Regions from separate parts of the Homo sapiens genome. Here region 2 is linked to region 1. Evidence: chromatin loops called from intact Hi-C (ENCODE). Cell type or tissue: PC-3. All regions are shown on one strand. Links, peaks and the distances in the headings refer to the core of each region. The heading gives the core; the rest is flanking DNA. Region 1 holds the start of LOC105369981 (a long non-coding RNA gene). Region 2 overlaps CUX2 (cut like homeobox 2).

The links. Hi-C counts contacts between places; a loop is a spot of excess contacts. Peaks named below come from ENCODE experiments on the same cell type or tissue, not always from the same donor. Only the 100,000 strongest peaks of a DNase experiment are listed, where the experiment ranks them.
Region 2: a loop joins it to region 1, with 13 times the contacts of the local background. A loop is called at or near these places in 4 of 110 quality-filtered maps.

Annotation. Positions count from the first base shown.
Region 1 is chr12:111,019,195-111,027,524 of GRCh38, reverse strand. It overlaps LOC105369981 (a long non-coding RNA gene), which reads left to right and starts at 1,827. Exons shown (of 3, transcript XR_945338.2): 1 at 1,827-1,980. In PC-3, for the core only: CTCF peaks have their summits at 2,963 and 3,172 (motif pointing left); a DNase peak (open chromatin) is centred at 3,134; H3K27me3 peaks cover 2,727 bases.
Region 2 is chr12:111,151,986-111,160,315 of GRCh38, reverse strand. All of the region lies in intron 1 of CUX2 (cut like homeobox 2), which reads right to left. Among named protein-coding and RNA genes, the nearest start is that of CUX2, 120 kb to the right of the region's middle. In PC-3, for the core only: a CTCF peak has its summit at 3,790; a DNase peak (open chromatin) is centred at 3,825; H3K27me3 peaks cover 5,114 bases.

The sequences.
Region 1 (8,330 bases), core at 151-8,150:
AACAGCCGAGGCAAGTTTGAGGAGTAACAAGATAGGAGAATCATTCCTATAAGAGAAGAAGACTTCTTATAAAGCTGTAATAACAGAGAGCAAGTAAGACACATTGACCCAGGGGACAAAATCAAAAGCCCAGAAACAGACTCATACAAATTTAGAACCAATACATGAGTAGATGGCAGAGCTGGCATAATAAACTAGTGGGGAAAGGATAGATTTCATTTTCAGTATGATGCTGGACCAGCTGGCTACCCATATGGGAAAAATACAATTAGATCTCTACCTCACACCATACACCAAGATCAACCCCAGGTGGAGATGTCGGCACACCATGAATTTGAAGAAATTCAACTAGTTCCTTTTTTCCAACAGCACAGAACATTGGAATGGAAGGATCATATTGTGATTAATCTGACTTCACTATACTATGTTTGTCTGCCTGTCTGTCTGTCTGTTTTAAAGCATCCTAATAGCTCTGGTCATGTAATAGCCCAGGATTCTTTCCCGAACTGGATTGTGGCCAGAACAAGGACTGAATTTTCTTTGAGTACCCCCGGAATGAAATGCCACTTGACAGCTGGCAGCTTCCAGGAGGTTTAGAGACACTTGCTCACCAAAGGTCAAATGTTCTAGAGGCCCCTGCTCTGTACAGCTCTTCCTTGGGCACACAACGTGCGAGCCTCTGAGAAGCTGGCCCCAGGGCAAGCACCTGCCTTCCAGGTCTGCCTTCCTATTTTAGCAGCCCAGTGCGTAAGTGAGACAGTGACTGAAGTCCTCAGAAACAATCACTGTGGAATTCCGGGCACCCATTTGACCCTCCATCTCACCCAGATCCCATTCTTCTGGCTTGGGCAGTGGCCCATTCCTCCATCAGCATCCAGAACTGTGGGCTCCCAAAGGCAACATCAGCCTTGTCTGTACTCTGCGAAGAACTGAGCCCTCCAGCACACCCCTTCACCCACCCAAACAAAACTCCACAATCGGGGCCCCCAAAGCCTCAATGAAGACTGCAGACTATTGCTACAGGTTTTCTTAAGGGCAAGGCATGGAGGGCTTACCGCCTTCAGATCCTCTTTGCTTCTTTCTCTCCCCTAAGTCCCCGTCATTAAAGCAGCCTCTCCAGGCTCTATTTTTAATTTCTCTCCCTACAAACAGCTCATTCGTCTTCTCTCTCTCATCGCTCACTCTCCAATTCTCCAGCTCCTTCTCCTCTTCTCCCTCTTCCTTTGTTCTTCTTCCTCCTTGGGCTCACATTTCTCCTCCCTCTTCTTCAAATCGGAGGTTCTCACATTTAGTCTCATCAGCAAAACATGGGCCTGGAGCCAAGCAAAAAAAGAAAGAAAGAATTCTTTTATTCCTTTGGTAAGCCAGGGATATGTGGATGCTTACATTTTCTCTGTCCCTCTCCACGATCATCATCATTGTCATCGTCATCATTGTTGTCATAATGGTGCCTACTATGCACTGAGGCCATCCCCAGCATTCTCCCCAAATCTCACATTGAGCATGCCTGTGTCCATTTTACAGATAAGTAAACTGAGGCTCAGAGAGGTGGAATAGCCCACCTGAGTTCACTCAGCAGGACGATGGCTGAGCACAATTTAGAAGCTGGTCAGGAAAACGTGCACCCTTTGGCAGCCCTGCTACAAAAGCCTGCTCTTCTCCTCCTCCCACCCTCCCTTCCTGCCCTGTTTAAGCTTCTGCTGCCAGTGCTCAGGGCAGGAGAGAAGCAGGGATAAAGATGCCATTCAGACAAATTGGAGCCAACGGGGGCAGGTGTTGGGGGGGGCACAAGTGGGAGGGGAGAAGGAACATGTCTGCTGCCCTGGCAGCCAGTCCCTGCCTTTCCACTCCCTCAATCCCCTTGGAACTTCTGGATTCTCAGCTCTTGGCTTCCGCAAACCAAAAACTGATCCACTTGGCCTCATGGGGCTGGGCTCGCTCTCCCCGTCATCTAATTTCCTTCCCTGACAGCATTTGGAGGTAAGCGTGGCTGTTTCCTCCCTTTAATAGCTGAGGAAATGGGGGATCAGAGAGGGTGAGTGACTTGTCCGAGGTCACCCAGCCTGTGAGCAACAAAGGCAGGGGTCAAAGCCTGTTCTCTTTGATGCCAAGGCTCCAGTTCTTGACTTTTAATGCCACCCCTTCCCTTTCTCGACTACCTCTAACTCCTTCGTGGGACCTTACATTTACTGCACAGCTGGTGAGGGGCTGAGTCAGGCCTGGAAGTCAGAGCCAATCCCCTCTTGCGGCCACAGATTCGGGCCACATTCCCCAGAGCTCTGAGCATCCAGGAGGAAGGTTCAAAGCTCTTCTCTGAAGGGTGAGTCTCCATCCCTCACACTGCAGAAACCTCTGAGTACTAAAGAATTCAGCATCTGGGGGAGCAAAATCCCCCCATTCAGTCACTCCCTAACCCAGGAAGCACATCCAGCCCCTCTTGCCACGCTGCCTGACCCAGGAAACACATCCAGCCCCTCTTGCCACACTCCTTGACCCACGAAGCACAACCAGCCCCGCTGCCACACTCCCTGACCCGGGAAGCACATCCAGCCCCTTGTGCCATGACTCTTCTTGCTCCAAGTCCTTGGCATCCATCAGGGTCTCTGGCAAATGTACCAGGCATTGGGGACCTCAAGAGGTCATTGGTTCCATCCCCTTGCCTCCATTTTTGGAGCCTAAGAAAGAGACTCTAAAATGAACCTCAGCACCCAAGGTCAGGGTCTAATCTGCCACCCATGTGCCCACACCCTTTTCTGCACACACTCACATATGTACATATTTGCACATATGTGCACACACAGATGCACAGATAGACATCTGCACATGCTCCTGTCTACACTTGCTCACACCTGCACTCACCTATTCTGCACTGCTCACATGTATTCATGTTTGCACATAAATGAACACACACATGCACACACACCTGCATGTCCCATGCACATCTTTTCATGCACATTTGCACACGAGCCAGAAACAGGTTTTCTGAGACATGGCTGTGTGCTCACACACACGTTTGCACAGCTTGCGTGTGCACACGAGTGAGTATCCTGCCAAGATACAGGCAGGAGGGTATGTCCAGTTGTACCTTCCCTTCCCTGGGTGGGGCAGCCTGGCCTCTCCTGGGGCTTCCCGGAGCCTGGCCTTTGGCAAAAGCCCCACCTGGTGGACACTCGGTGTATACGCCAAGCCTGGGCGCCCTTGGGACCTGAATGAGGGCTCTGGGCAGCCCCCAACCTGACTGGTGATAACTGAGGGAGCCCAAAGCTAGACTTGGGGGCACCCCTACCCACTTAAAGCTTCCTTCTCTCCTCCTATCTTTTCCTTTCCCCAAGCAGCAATTTCCTTGCCCAAGACAAAAAAGAGGATCAGATCCAGAGGCAGGGGTTTGAGTCGCTGCTCTGTCACTCGCTGGCTTCTCCCAGGCCCCATCCACCGAGCTGTAAAATGGGTGTAAAGTTCTCAAACAGATATTCAGAGGAAGGAGATAACACCAGAACGCAAAGCAATTGCTATGTATCTCAGGACAGAGCCTAGGACGAGTCTGAAGTCAGACCCAAGCCCAAATGAGGATGCAAACCCCAGCTGTGCCTCTTCCTTGGTGTGTGACCCTGGGTGAGTCACTCCACCTGCCTGAACCTGTTTCTTCAGCTGTAAAGTGGGTCAAAACCCCCAAAAGGGTGGTTGGAAGAAACCATCAACATCGTGGAAGCGAAGTCTGTTTCCCTCCTCCTTCCTCCCAAACCAAACACAAGAATGCTTAGGGACTGCAAGAAGCAGGTCTGGAATCACAGCAACCAGGTTTGAACTCTGATTTGAATCCTACCTCTGCCACTTTGTAGTTGTGACCTTGGGCAAGTTGCTTTACCTCTCTCCAACTCCTGGCCTCAAGCCATCCTCCCCGCTGAGCCTTTCAAAGTGCTGGATTCAGGCATGAGCCACTCCACCTGGCCATCACTCCACCTTTATGAACCTCAGTTTCCCAGTCTGGTTAATGGGGACCTCCTAGTGTTGTGACAATAAGACAATGCATGCGAAGAGCCTGGCAACCACAGGTGCCCCCTGAATGCAGGCTGCATGATCAGCATCGATGTTTGGGGGAAATGAGTGATACTTGGAGGCCTGGGTGGAGCTGACCCTTAGGAGCCCAATATAATACTTACATCATTCAAATCAATTATAATTAATCACTATGTGCTAGGCACTGATCTAAGCACCAAGAATTAATTCATATAACTTCATAACGACCCCACAGGTAGGCACTTTTATTACTATTTTTGAGACAGGTCTCACTCTGTTGCCTAGGCTAGAGTGCACTGGTACAATCACAGCTCACTGCAGCCTCGAACTCCTGGGCTCAAGCGATCCTCCCGTCTCAGCCTCCTGAGCAGCCAAGACTATAGGTATGTGTGCCACCATATCCAGCTAATTTTTTTTTTTTTAAGAGATGGAGTCTCACTATGTTGCCCAGGCTGGTCTCAAACTCCCTGGCTCAAGCGATCCTCCCACCTGGGCCTCTCAAAGTGCTAGGATTACACGTAGGAGCTACCACACCCAGCCAGCACTTTTATTATTATCCCCATTTTACAGATGAGGACACTGAAGGCACAGAGGGGAAGTAACTTGTCCAGGGTCATGGAGCTAGACAGTGAATTAAAATCCAGACAGGCTAACTCCAGAGCCCTCTGGATTTCTCCCTTTTCCTACTCCCACCGAGCTGTCATAACTGCTTGGACCTCCCAGCCTCCCCCAGGTCTAGAAGCTTCTCTAGGAGCTGAAGTCTGTTTTAGAGGGCAAGTCCTCCACCACAAGAAGCCCCAGCAGGCCTACACTTCCTTCCAATCTCCAGGGGCCACATGGCCACATAAGCATCATGTGTCTCCTGGGGACTATGGAATTAAGATAATCTCAGGGAAGTAATAAACATGATGGAAATGATGCTCATGAAAGAGCATCTGCTAATCCTGGGAGCCCGTGTCAGAAAACTTGCATCTGCTAGATGTTGCTAAGTAGTGTGAAGGTTGGGGGAAACCTGGCTGGTGGGGCCTCGCCCCACTGCTGAAGCAACGCCATGGGGCAGAGGGACAGATGGCGGCCCAGACAAGAAGCTATTAGAAAAGAGAGATTCTGCAAGGGAAAGTGTGCACCCCACACTTTAGTTAAAAGTCAATGGAAAATGACTGCCCGATGATGCCAGCAATAGAGGGGTCAACTTTCAATGTGGCAGGGGGTGGTGCAGGAGCTACTGGCTTTGAATCCTGATTCTGCGACTACCTGGCTGCGTCTAAGTCCGGTTGCTTAACCTCTCTGGACATCAGCTTAATTTGGACGCGGTGGCTCATGTCTGTAATCCCAGCACTTTGGGAGGCCAAGGTGGGTGGATCACTTGAGGTCAGGAGTTGGAGACCAGCCTGACCAACATGGCGAAACCCCATCTCTACCAAAAATATAAAAAATTAGCCGGGCATGATGGTGGGCGCTTGTAATCCCAGCTACTCAGGAGGCTGAAGCAGGAGAATCGCTTGAACTTGGGAGATGGAGGTTGCAGTGAGCCGAGATTGTGCCACTGCACTCCAGCCTGGGTGACAGAGTGAGACCTTGTTCAAGGAAAAAAAAAAAAGAAAGAAAATGAGAATAATAATACCTGCCTGTGGTAGATGGTGTCACTGGCACCAGTTCTTCCCCTTCCCTCTCTGTGTGCCCAATGCCAGATGACTTCGAATGACCTTCCCACTGTGGGTGAGGGTGATTTTCCTGCCTCTTGATCTTGAACTTGGCAATGTGAGCTGCTTTGGCACACAGAACGAGGCAGAAGTGTTGGTCTGCTGGTTCTGAGCCCACGTCTCAAGAAATGTTGTGTGCTTCATTTGTTTTTTGGGCCATGGCCTTTGCCATGGAAAGAACATTTTTGGGCTAGCCCACTGGTCCCAGGAGAAGGCTGCAAGACCTAAGGGTAGGGAGGAGGCAGGGTTTCTGAATGGCAGGTTGGGGGAAGCCTCTGGCACCCAGAAACACCTGCTGAGGACTGGTCCGTGGCTAAGAAACCAACATCTCACGCACTGAGTCTCTATGCTGTGGGTCCTACTTGTAACTGCAGCAGATGGATCTATAGCCATCCCCCTGGAAGCTGGACCCAGCACCCCTTCCTGAGCCAATCCTGTGGCTTTGCCAACCTGGATGAACCCCTGAGGTCACACAGCCTGGGCACCATGGGACTTTGTGCTTTCAGCTGCTGTAGCCCCCTGACCTAAGACTATGGGCTCCTTGCAATTAGCTGTGGGTTCCCATTGAGTCCACCCTTAGGCCATCCAACTGCCTTGAGGGGACCCACTCTGGCCCAGGAATGAGGTTCCCTGGTGCTCCTGCCAGTCTTCCTGGTGGCCTGCGCCACTTTGTGTTCTGCAGTCCCAGCAGGTCTTACGCACAGCTAGCCAGAGTCATGATACCATGTGTCCTCGGACAAGCCACTGCCGTCTAGCACCTCCCAGGCCTCGTTTTTCTTATTTTACATCTGTGAAAGGGGAGTGACGCTCTCTGCATGACTCAACTTTGTCAGCATGAAGATTCATCACTTTGGAAAGATGAGTCCTCCCGAGTGCTAAGGGGTCGTGAGAGCCGCCGTCCAATCTTACTTCAAGGGGCATCACTGAGATAAGTAGAGGAGAATCCCAGATCTTTGCCCAGCTTCTCCTTAACCCTCTCCCTGCTTCCTCCTTTGCGTGAAGGTCTTGAATGTCAGCTTCTTTGCCAAGCTCACGATGACAAAGAAATAAAGATGTACATAGCCCCACTGGCGCTGGAAAAAGATTCCTTTTTTTTTTTTTTTTTTTTTTGAGACAGGGTGTCCCTCTGTCACCCAAGCTGGAATGCAGTGGCACGATCATAGGTCACTGCAACCTCGACCTCCAAGACTCAAGCCATCCTCCCACCTCAGCCTCTCAAGCAGCTGGAACTACAAGTGCTTGCCACCACACCCAGCTAATTTTTTTTTGGTAGAGAGAGTCTCACTATGTTGCCCAGGCTGGCCTCCAACTCCTGGGCTCTGGAGATCTTCCCGCCTCGGCCTCCCAAAGTGCTGAAATTACAGGCATGACCCATCATGCTCAGCCAAAACATCCCTTTCTAGAACTGCATGTGACAGCCATGAATGGGCATTTCACAGAGGAGGAAACTCAGATGGCCAATAAGTACAGGAAAAGCTGCTCAGCCTCTCTGATAATTAGGAAAGCTTCAAAATAAAACCAAAATGAGGTATCCCACTCACCAGATTGGCCAAAATGTTAATGCCTGGTAAGAACAAGTGTTGGCAAGGATGTGGAACAACTGGAGCCCTCATACACTCTAGGGGCAGGAGGTGGGTCTAACTAGTACAACCACCTTAGAACACAATCCAGCTACATCCAGTGAAGCAGATAACATGCATGCTGTATGTTCCAGCGATCTACTCCTAGGAATATTCCCAGCAGAGACTCTTGTACCAGGACAGGACGCAAATGATTTGTATCTTTATATAAGATTGTTTATAAAAGATTGTTCACAACAGTTATTAAAAAGAGGGGCTAGATGTGGTGGCTCATGCCTGTAATGCCAGCACTCTGGAAGGTTGAGGCAGGTGGATCACATGAGCCCAGGAGTTCAAGACCAGCCTGGCAACATGACAAAACCCCATCTCTACCAAATATATATATACAAAAATTAGCTAGGCATGGTAGTGTGCATCTCTAGTCCCAGCTACTTGGGTGGCTGAGGAGGGAGGGTCACTTGAGCCTGGAAGGTTGAGGCTGCCTTGAGCCGTGATCATGCCACTGCACTTGTGCCTGGACGACAGAGCAAGATCCTGTCACCAAAAACAAAAGGAAAAAGGTAGTCACCAAATGCCCATCAGCAGTAGACTGGATAAATAAATTGTACAGTATTTACACAATAGAATTCTATAAGTGGGAAAAATAAATGAATCAGAGCTACATAAGTCAACATGGATGATTCTCACACAGTCACGCTGAGTGAAAAAAACGAGGGACTGAAAAACACAAATAATAGAATATTATGTATATGAACTTTTAAAACAGGCAATACTCTGCTATATATTGTTTCAGGACACATTCACAAGTCTCAATAAAACATTAATTCAGGCTGGGCGCGGTGGCTCACGTCTGTAATCCTGGCACTTTAGGAGGCTGAGGTGGGCAGATCACCTGAGGTCAGGAGTTTGAGAACAGCCTGGCCAACGTGGTGAAACCCTGTCTCTACTAAAAATACAAAATTAGCCAGGTGTGGTGGCACGTGCCTGTAATCCCAGCTACTCGGGAGGCTGAGGCAGGAGAATCACTTGA
Region 2 (8,330 bases), core at 108-8,107, 130 kb before region 1:
ACTGGTCTGATTCCTCAGCCTTAGGGGGTCCATTTAATAGCCCTCCAAACCATGGCATGCTGTTTCTTTGCAGAATCACAATTTGTAATTCTTCTATCACAACTTGTTGACATGCTTAGCAAATGTCCCCCTAGCCCCGTCCTATGCTGCCTGTCCCAGGAGACATTCTTCTGTTCATTGCTGTATTCCCAGCGCCCAGCACCCAGCAGGAGCTCAATGAATATTGAAGGAAAGAAGGAATCATCCCCTAACTCCTTTTGCTTTTTTTGTAGTTGTTGTTTTGTTTTGTTTTTAAGATAGTCTCACTTTGTCGCCCAGGCTGGAGTGCAGTGGTACAATCTCGGCTCACTGAAACCTCTGCCTCCCGGGTTCAAGCGATTCTCCTGCCTCAGCCTCCAGAGAAGCTGAGATTACAGGTGTGCATCACCCTCCCTGGCTAATTTTTGTATTTTTAGTAGAGATGGGGTTTCACCATGTTGGCCAGGCTGGTCTCAAACTCCTGACCTCAGGTGATCCACCCGCCTTGGCCTCCCAAAGTGCTGGGATTACAGGCGTGACCCACTGCGCCTGGCCTCCTTTTCTGTTTTTAAATAGGGCTGCACTTGCATGCTTGCCTATGGGTCAAAATGTCCTGAGAAAACAAATAAGAAGTATGTGAATAGCCGGAAGGGGGCTGGAAGTTCAGGAGACTCATTGTTTATTCTGAAATCATTTTTAATGTCTTGATTTTTAAAAATTACAGATCAGTTGCTTATGAAATAATGCATCCTTAAAAAATTAATATTTTTAAATGAGCTACCCAAAAATGTTCTCAAACTGGTCCAGCTTCAGAACCCTTGGGAAGTATTTCTAAAATCCTTGCAGGTGGCTGGGCTCAGTAGCTCATGCCTGTAATTCCAGCACTTTGGGAGGCCAAGGCAGGAGCATTGCTTGGGGTCAGGAGGTCAAGACCAGTCTGGGTAATGTAGTGAGACCCCTCTCTCTAGGAAAAAAAAAAAAAACAGCTGGGCATGGTGGCGCACACCTGTAATCTCAGCTACCTTTGAAGGTTGAGGTAGGCGGGATGACTTGAGCCCAGGTGGCTGGGGTTGCAGCGAGCTACGATCGCGCCACCGCATTCCAGCCTGGGTAACAGAGCAAGACCCTGTTTCCAGCAACAACAACAACAACAACAAAATCCTGGCAGGAGAAGCTGGGTTGGGCTCTCAGGTGGGTACTATCAACACCTGTCTGAGTGGGATGAGGGATCGGAACACCAGCTGGGCTTGAGAAATGGGGGTCCACACAGCCCCTTCCCAGGCCTGAGGGACAGCACCTTGCTCCCATTTCCTGCGCCCCTCTGTGTTCACGACCAGCCTGTCTGTCCATGAAGGAAATAAGTTTTTCTGTGGCTGAGTGTTGTTCCCAAGGCCACACTGCTGCTGTTACATCCAAGAGTACATGGGCAGAGACTGGCTCATGATTTGACAGCTTTTTTCTAGACCCTTCCCAGGAAGGGAAGCTGGGCTGACCGGGCCAAAAATCACAGACTGCCCTCGTATCTTTTTTTTTCTTTAAGTAGAAAGTTTTAATTACATTTATAGCCCTATTCAATATAATAATCTCACAACATTTCCCTTCTCCTAAAGGATTTTTTTGTTTTGTTTTAAATCGTGTAAAACATGCAGGGTCCCCAGGCTGCTGTCACCCATCTTCATGCAGATGCTCCGGGCTTTCAAAACAGCTGTTCCTCCCCAGAGTCCCATTCCCTTCCCCAGCCCAGGCTATCTTTGCACTGCCCACTCACACAATGGCATACTTTCTCCAAGTGTCTGATCATGGCTGAGCTTTTTTTTTTTTTTTTAATAAAAATTAATTCTTTTTTTTTTTTGGTAGAGACTGGGTCTCACTTTGTTGCCCAGGCTGACCTCAAACTCCTGGCTTCAAGAGATCCTCCCACTTTGGCCTCCCAAAGTGCTGGGATTATAGGCATGAGCCACCGCACTTGAGCTCATTCTTCTTAAAAGATGGGGATTGACAGAAAACAACAACAAAAAATCAAAGGTGCTTCCAGTAGGTCATTTGCTATTTGCTCTCCACACCCCACCCATCCTTACCAGGTCCTTCCTGTTTGTGAGGTGAGGAAGAGAGGGGGAAGGGGACTATCCCTGATCCTCCGTTTTCACCTGACATAATTGAAAACTGTTTTTCTATTATCCGTTCCATCGTTGGCCTCCTGCCTTGCCTCTTTTCTTTGAACCTTCCTGATTGCGTCTCTGTGGAATCACATTGGTCCTTTGCACATCTCTCCAGGGATTTGGTTTAATTTTTACATCTTCTGAGGGTCCCAGTTGCTTTACTGATTCCTAAACAATTTCAGGTGGAGACAACATGGCATTCATGTGGTCTCATGGATGTTGTGCTAATCCATGTCTTTGCTTAATGTCTGCAGGAATGGCCAGTGAACATTCCTCTTCAAATACATCTCCTGGAATATCTGTAGCTGTTGCTAAAGCTATACACTACTATCCCTAAGTGATTCTTCATCTTCCCCACTCCCTCTCATCAACCTAAGAATGACTTATGAGGCAGAGATAACAAATATGTAGCATGTGCATGCTCACTGCCACCTCCCGTGTCCATGGTAGACATTACTAATGGATCACCAACTCCTATGCTGCAATCCAAACCATCGATGAATTTGGTCAACTGGACTTTTCATGTAAAGCCCAAATCAAATAAATTCTTATCCATCACCCATCCTCACCTGCAATAACCTTGAACCTGGCCTTTTGGCATCTCTTCCTTCCTCCTTTCCATTGATTCTCTATACACAACCTAGAGTGATTTTTTTTTTAAAGCTGTAATCTTTGAAACATAAACCAGATCCTAGCACTTCCCCAAGGAAAATCCTCCCATAGCTTCTCAATGCATTCAGAATAAGATGCCAACTCTATCCTGTGCTTGAGTTTTGCATGAGCTGGTCTTTTAGTATCTATTACCAGCCTCTCCCAACTAGTGCCTGGCACATAGTAAGTGCTCCAAAATGTTTATAGATTGAATGAGGCTCTCTTTTGCTGATCTAGAATGCAGTCTAAGAATCCTTGTCAACGCAGAGCTCCAGGAAGCTGCCAGTGAATTCTCAGGGTTAGCATGCAAAATGCAGCCTCCCTCAAAGTCTGTTCTGATACTGGGCGATTCTACCCATCTCTGACTATTTGGGAATGAAGCAGTGTGCAAAAAAATCAGTGTAGCCCCCTTGATCAGCTTATTTTCTTTCATAATATGTACAAAGTGTTTTACTCCTGTTTTTTGTTTCTGTTTCTGTTTTTTTTTTTTTTTTTTTTTTTTGAGAGAAGTTTTGCTCTTATTGCCCAGGCTGGAGTGCAGTGGCACAATCTTGGCTCACTGCAGTCTCCGTCTCCTGGATTCAAGCAATTCTCCTGCCTCAGCTTCCCAAGTAGCTGGGATTACAGGGATTACAGGCATGCGCCACCACTCCTGGCTAATTTTGTATTTTTAGTAGAGATGGGGTCTCACCATTTTGGTCAGGCTGGTCTGGAACTCCTGATCTCAAGTGATCCACCTGCCTCAGCCTCCCAAAGTGCTGGGATTACAGGCGTGAGCCACCGCACTCGGCTTTGTTTACTTTTTGTAGTGGAAAATGGTTTGCTAAGGTTGTGCTTTGGGCTCACCAGGCTGCTGAATGGGGTTCCTCAGCTTTGGGCATCTGGTGGCAGGGACCTTCAGGAGTCTTTCCCATGTTTGGACCAGTGCATCAGTGAGGCTGTCACTGCAGAGAAAGACGCTAGGGGTCAGGTGATGGACTGCTGCTTCTTTAGAGCATCACCTTCATGACTGGCTGAGTCACCAGGATGGCTGAAAAACAGGTTCTAGAAAATCAAACATTCTGGAAAGCCCTGGAGGAACCACTGGGAGACAGAGAAAATATTCCGAAATAAGGAGTTTAGAATGGGGATAGTCTCTGAGCCTGCTAACTGGTTTCCTGGGGAACAGGGATGAGGGCAGGAAGAAAAGGGGAACATCTTAGAGCAAAAGGGGAACATTCCTGGTGCTTCCATCAGGTTTCTTGGGAAGCAGGGATGAGGGCAGGAGGGAAAGGATACAGAGCAAGGGAAGAGTAATTAGTGCTATTAATTACATCTCAATCACAGCCTACGTTTCTGCCCCGGGATTAAAGAAACATTCATTTGGAACGACTATTAAAGTCTTAAACTCAATGCTTCACAAATCAGGGCGGTGGAATGAAAATTCTTTCTCTGTAGGGACCAGGAGGCAGAAAGCAAGAATTTTCTATCCAGGTTGCTGCAGTCCAGCTGGAAAAGCCAGGGCTTGTGAGCGGGTTTGCTTGTTATTATTGTTGGCTGGTTTTTATTTTTATTTTTTTTTTTTATTTTTTAAGCTGTTTCAGGCAGGGATGTGTTCCAAATGTACAATCTAATGTGCTATAAAAGTCACTAATGTGATTATACTTTTATATCATATTAGAGAAAATGAATACTAATTCAATACCAAACGCTAATTCGGTAGAACCACAAAATGCTGAGAGGTTGCAAAACACTTGCCAGGCTGAACTTTCCGGCTGGTGCCTGAGAGCGTGTGGTGGCGTTTTCAGGAGTTGGTGTGTGCGGTTTAGTGAATCGGGCAGTCAGAGCTGTCCGGGTCTGCCATTCCCTCTGCAGTGGACAGAGGCTAGGGTGGTTTCCCTGGGAACATATGGGAGAAACCTCATCACCCTGGGAGAAGCTTTCCAATGCTCAGAGGAATTTTCCCAATGAAAATTTTGCAAAATTTTGCAATTTTCATTGGGAGTGCAAGTCTGTTTGGATTTTTAAACTAAGCATGTTGTTTGATGGCATCAGCAATGGGACAAGGTGCTTGTAAATCCAAGTAAAGCTTTTCAAAGAAAGAGCACTAAGAATCATGGCCCAGGAAGTAATATTAATGGCCAACATTTGCTGAACGTTTACTATGAGACAAGCACTGTTTTAAACTCTTTTTTTCCATTCATTCATTCAACCCTCAAGACTACTGTATGAACTAGAGACCCTTTTTGTACCCATTTGACAGATGAGGAAAATGGAGGCTCAGAGAGGTGAAGTGACTTGCTCAAGGTCACACAGCCAGTAAGGAACAGAGCTGGGATGCCAGGCCAGGTTGTCAGCTCCAGAGCTGCATCTTTAATCACTCAACTTAATTGAAGTCAGGCCCACTGACAATTATGTCTTACCTGTATTATCGCGTGTTAACCTGGAGGCAATCCTTAAGGTAGATATGTTCTTATTCCCATCATACAGATGAACAAATTGAGATTTGGAAGTATTGCCTGACTTGCCCCATAGCACCTACCACAGCAGCAGTGACAGAGCCAGGACTCACAACCGCTGTGCTACACAACTGCCCAAGTGCCCCAAAGCAAGGCTGTCATCCCCAAAGGAAGGTCCTCACATCTCTGGCCTCCCCAAACAGATGTCCAACATCCCACCCATTCTGGCTTCCCTGCTTTTTCATGGAGACTTTTGTCCTACCACTTCTGACCCGGGAGTCCACAGAAGAACAATTCAGGTCAGTTTCTGGAACAGTCCTTCCCTGGAGTCTCTCTTGCAAGACCGTTGCCTCTCTGATTCCCGCACAGCTCCATCTCCCAGGCACGAGGTCCCATTTTATTATCAAACATCAACTGCATCTCCCCGTCTTGGCCAGACACATCCAGAAATGCAGGGCCAGAATTATGACGTGCCGACTTGCCTTCATAAATAATATTTTGCAATTTCCTTGTCTGGGGGCATGGATAAATTATTCTTCCACGTCAAGGTTACGATGATCAAAAAGGTGGCCCGGCTGGCCTTCCTCGAGAGTGAGGAGGAAAAGAAGGCTCTGATTACATCGTGGCGCCAGGCTGAGGGAGGAGCCCTGTGGCCTGGGCTCCTGCCTGGTGGACTGCATGACAATCAGATTGCCGCAAACATGTGAACTCGGATCTGAAGTCTCGCTCCAGGAGGGATGCACACGTCAGGCACATCTGACTTTTGCATCATTCATGGGACTTAACAGAAAGAACATTCCAGTGACACTACATGTGGTGCTGCTTTCTTGTCCCCTTCACCGAGAGCCCCAGCGAGCCTGCTGCAATCACACAGGCTGGCTTTCTCTGTGGGGTGCTAAGAGCTGAACTGTGTTGCCACAAATCCATATGGGTGAAGTCCTAACCTCCAGAACTCAGGATGTGACCTTATTTGGAGACAGGGTCTTTTAACGAGGTAAAAAAGCTAAGATGAGCTCATTAGTGTGGTCCTCAATCCAGTATCGTTGGTGTCTTTGTAAAAAGGGGGAACTTGGGGCCCAGAAACACAGAAGAAATGAACGTGAAGGTGGTCATCTACAAGCCAAGGAGAGAGGCTTTAGAAGAAACCGCCGCTGCCGACCAACATCTTGATTTTGGACTGCTGGTCTCCGGAATCATGAGAAAACAAATCCTTGTTGTGTAAGCTACCCAGGTGTGGCACTTGGTCATGGCAGACCTAGCAAACGAATATACTGAGATACATTCCTGGGGTGAGGCCATCAGTAGTAAGTGATGCCAATTTGTGTTCTTAACTATATGTTTGCTTATGGTCTGTCTCCAGTAGAATAGAGGCTCCAAGAGGGCAGGTATAGTCATGTACCACATAATGACATTTTGCTCAGTGATGGATGGATATACAATGGTGGTTCCATTGTATAAGACTCTAGTATCATATTTTCATTGTACCTTTTCTATGTTTAGGGATGTTTAGATACTCAAATCCTTACCACAAGTTACAAGTGCCTAGGGTGTTCAGTGCAGTTGCATGATGTTCAGGTTTGTGGTCTAGGAGCAACAGTCCAGGTGTGTAGCAGGCTCTACTGTCTAGGTTTGTGTAAGAACACTCCATGATGTTCAACAGCAATGAAACTGACTAACAACGCATTTCTCAGAATGTATCCCGGTTGTCAAGTGATGCATGACTGTAAATCTGTCTTGGTCGCCACTATATCCCCAGCACCTAGAACAGTGCCTGGCTTATCATAATACGCTTATTGAATGAATAAATAAGTGAATAAATGAATGAATGCCAGGAAGAATGCCACGCATTCAGCAGGCGCCCAATAGCTTTCATACATTGCGGTTTGGAAGGATGGAAGCCAGAGATGCCTCTAAAACTAGAATCCAGGGGCCTTCCCCAGTGAGAATATCCCTGAACCTCGGGTGGCTTTCGGGATTCAGAGAAGAAAAAGCCAAAAAGAAAGGTTTGCTCCAGCTATAACCACCCCATCTCCACCACTGTTTTGCGGGGTTCCTGACCAGCAGAAATCACACCTCGCCTTTCCTGCATCTCCCATTTACAAGCCCAAAGCCACACTGTCCCTTCTCTCTTTGGTTCTGTTTCCCAGAAGGTGCCTTCTTTATGTTTCTGGAGATGCAGCAAGTGGCCTCACAGGCCCCATCTAGAGCGGCTTGTCCCCAGTCCCTGACTGCCAGATGGGAAGCTAACACCTCCTTCCCCCGTCCCCCACGCACATCCAAGGCTCCCGCAGCACCGCACCCCTGCCTGCCAAGGCGTTGCGAGTTCTACTGCCTCTAACATGCGTCTATTTTTCAGGCCCCAAGAGCAAATGGTTTTTGCTTTCACAGCAGAATCAGGCCCAATAACAGACATTGCAAACAGGTGGCCCTCGGGCAGAATATGCACACAGTCATATTTAGTTTGGCCTGCATCGTGTATATGTTTTAATTTTCCTTTAAAAATGGGTGATTTTGCATAGAAACCCCAAGGCCCAGCCTCTCATGTGAAATTTAAAACTCTGCCAACACAAGGCCAATGGTGGTGCTTGCTGGAGCTGTGGGGCTACTGTCCCTTTAGATGAGCCATAGGCGCTCCAGTTTGCCCTGAGAGCTGAGGTCCCAGGGTCTGGTCACCTCGCCCAGGTCTATTGCCTGCACTACCAGCCAGGGCTGTGAGGTTTTGAGCCTTTCTTTTTATTTATTTATTTTATTTATTTATTTTTTTTGAGACAGAGTCTTGCTCTGTCGCCCAGGCTGGAGTGCAGAGGCATGATCTTGGCTCATTGCAACCTCCACCTCTCGGGTTCAAGTGATTCTCCTGCCTCAGCCTCCTGAGGTAGCTGGAACTACAGGCATGTGCTACCATGCCCAGCTAATTTTTGTATTTTTGTAAAGATGGGGTTTCCCCATGTTGGCTAGGCTGGTCTCGAACTCCTGACCTCAGGTGATCTGCCCGCCTCAGTCTCCCAAAGTGCTGGGGTTACAGGTGTGAGCCATCGCACCGGCCTTGAGTCTTTCTTAAACC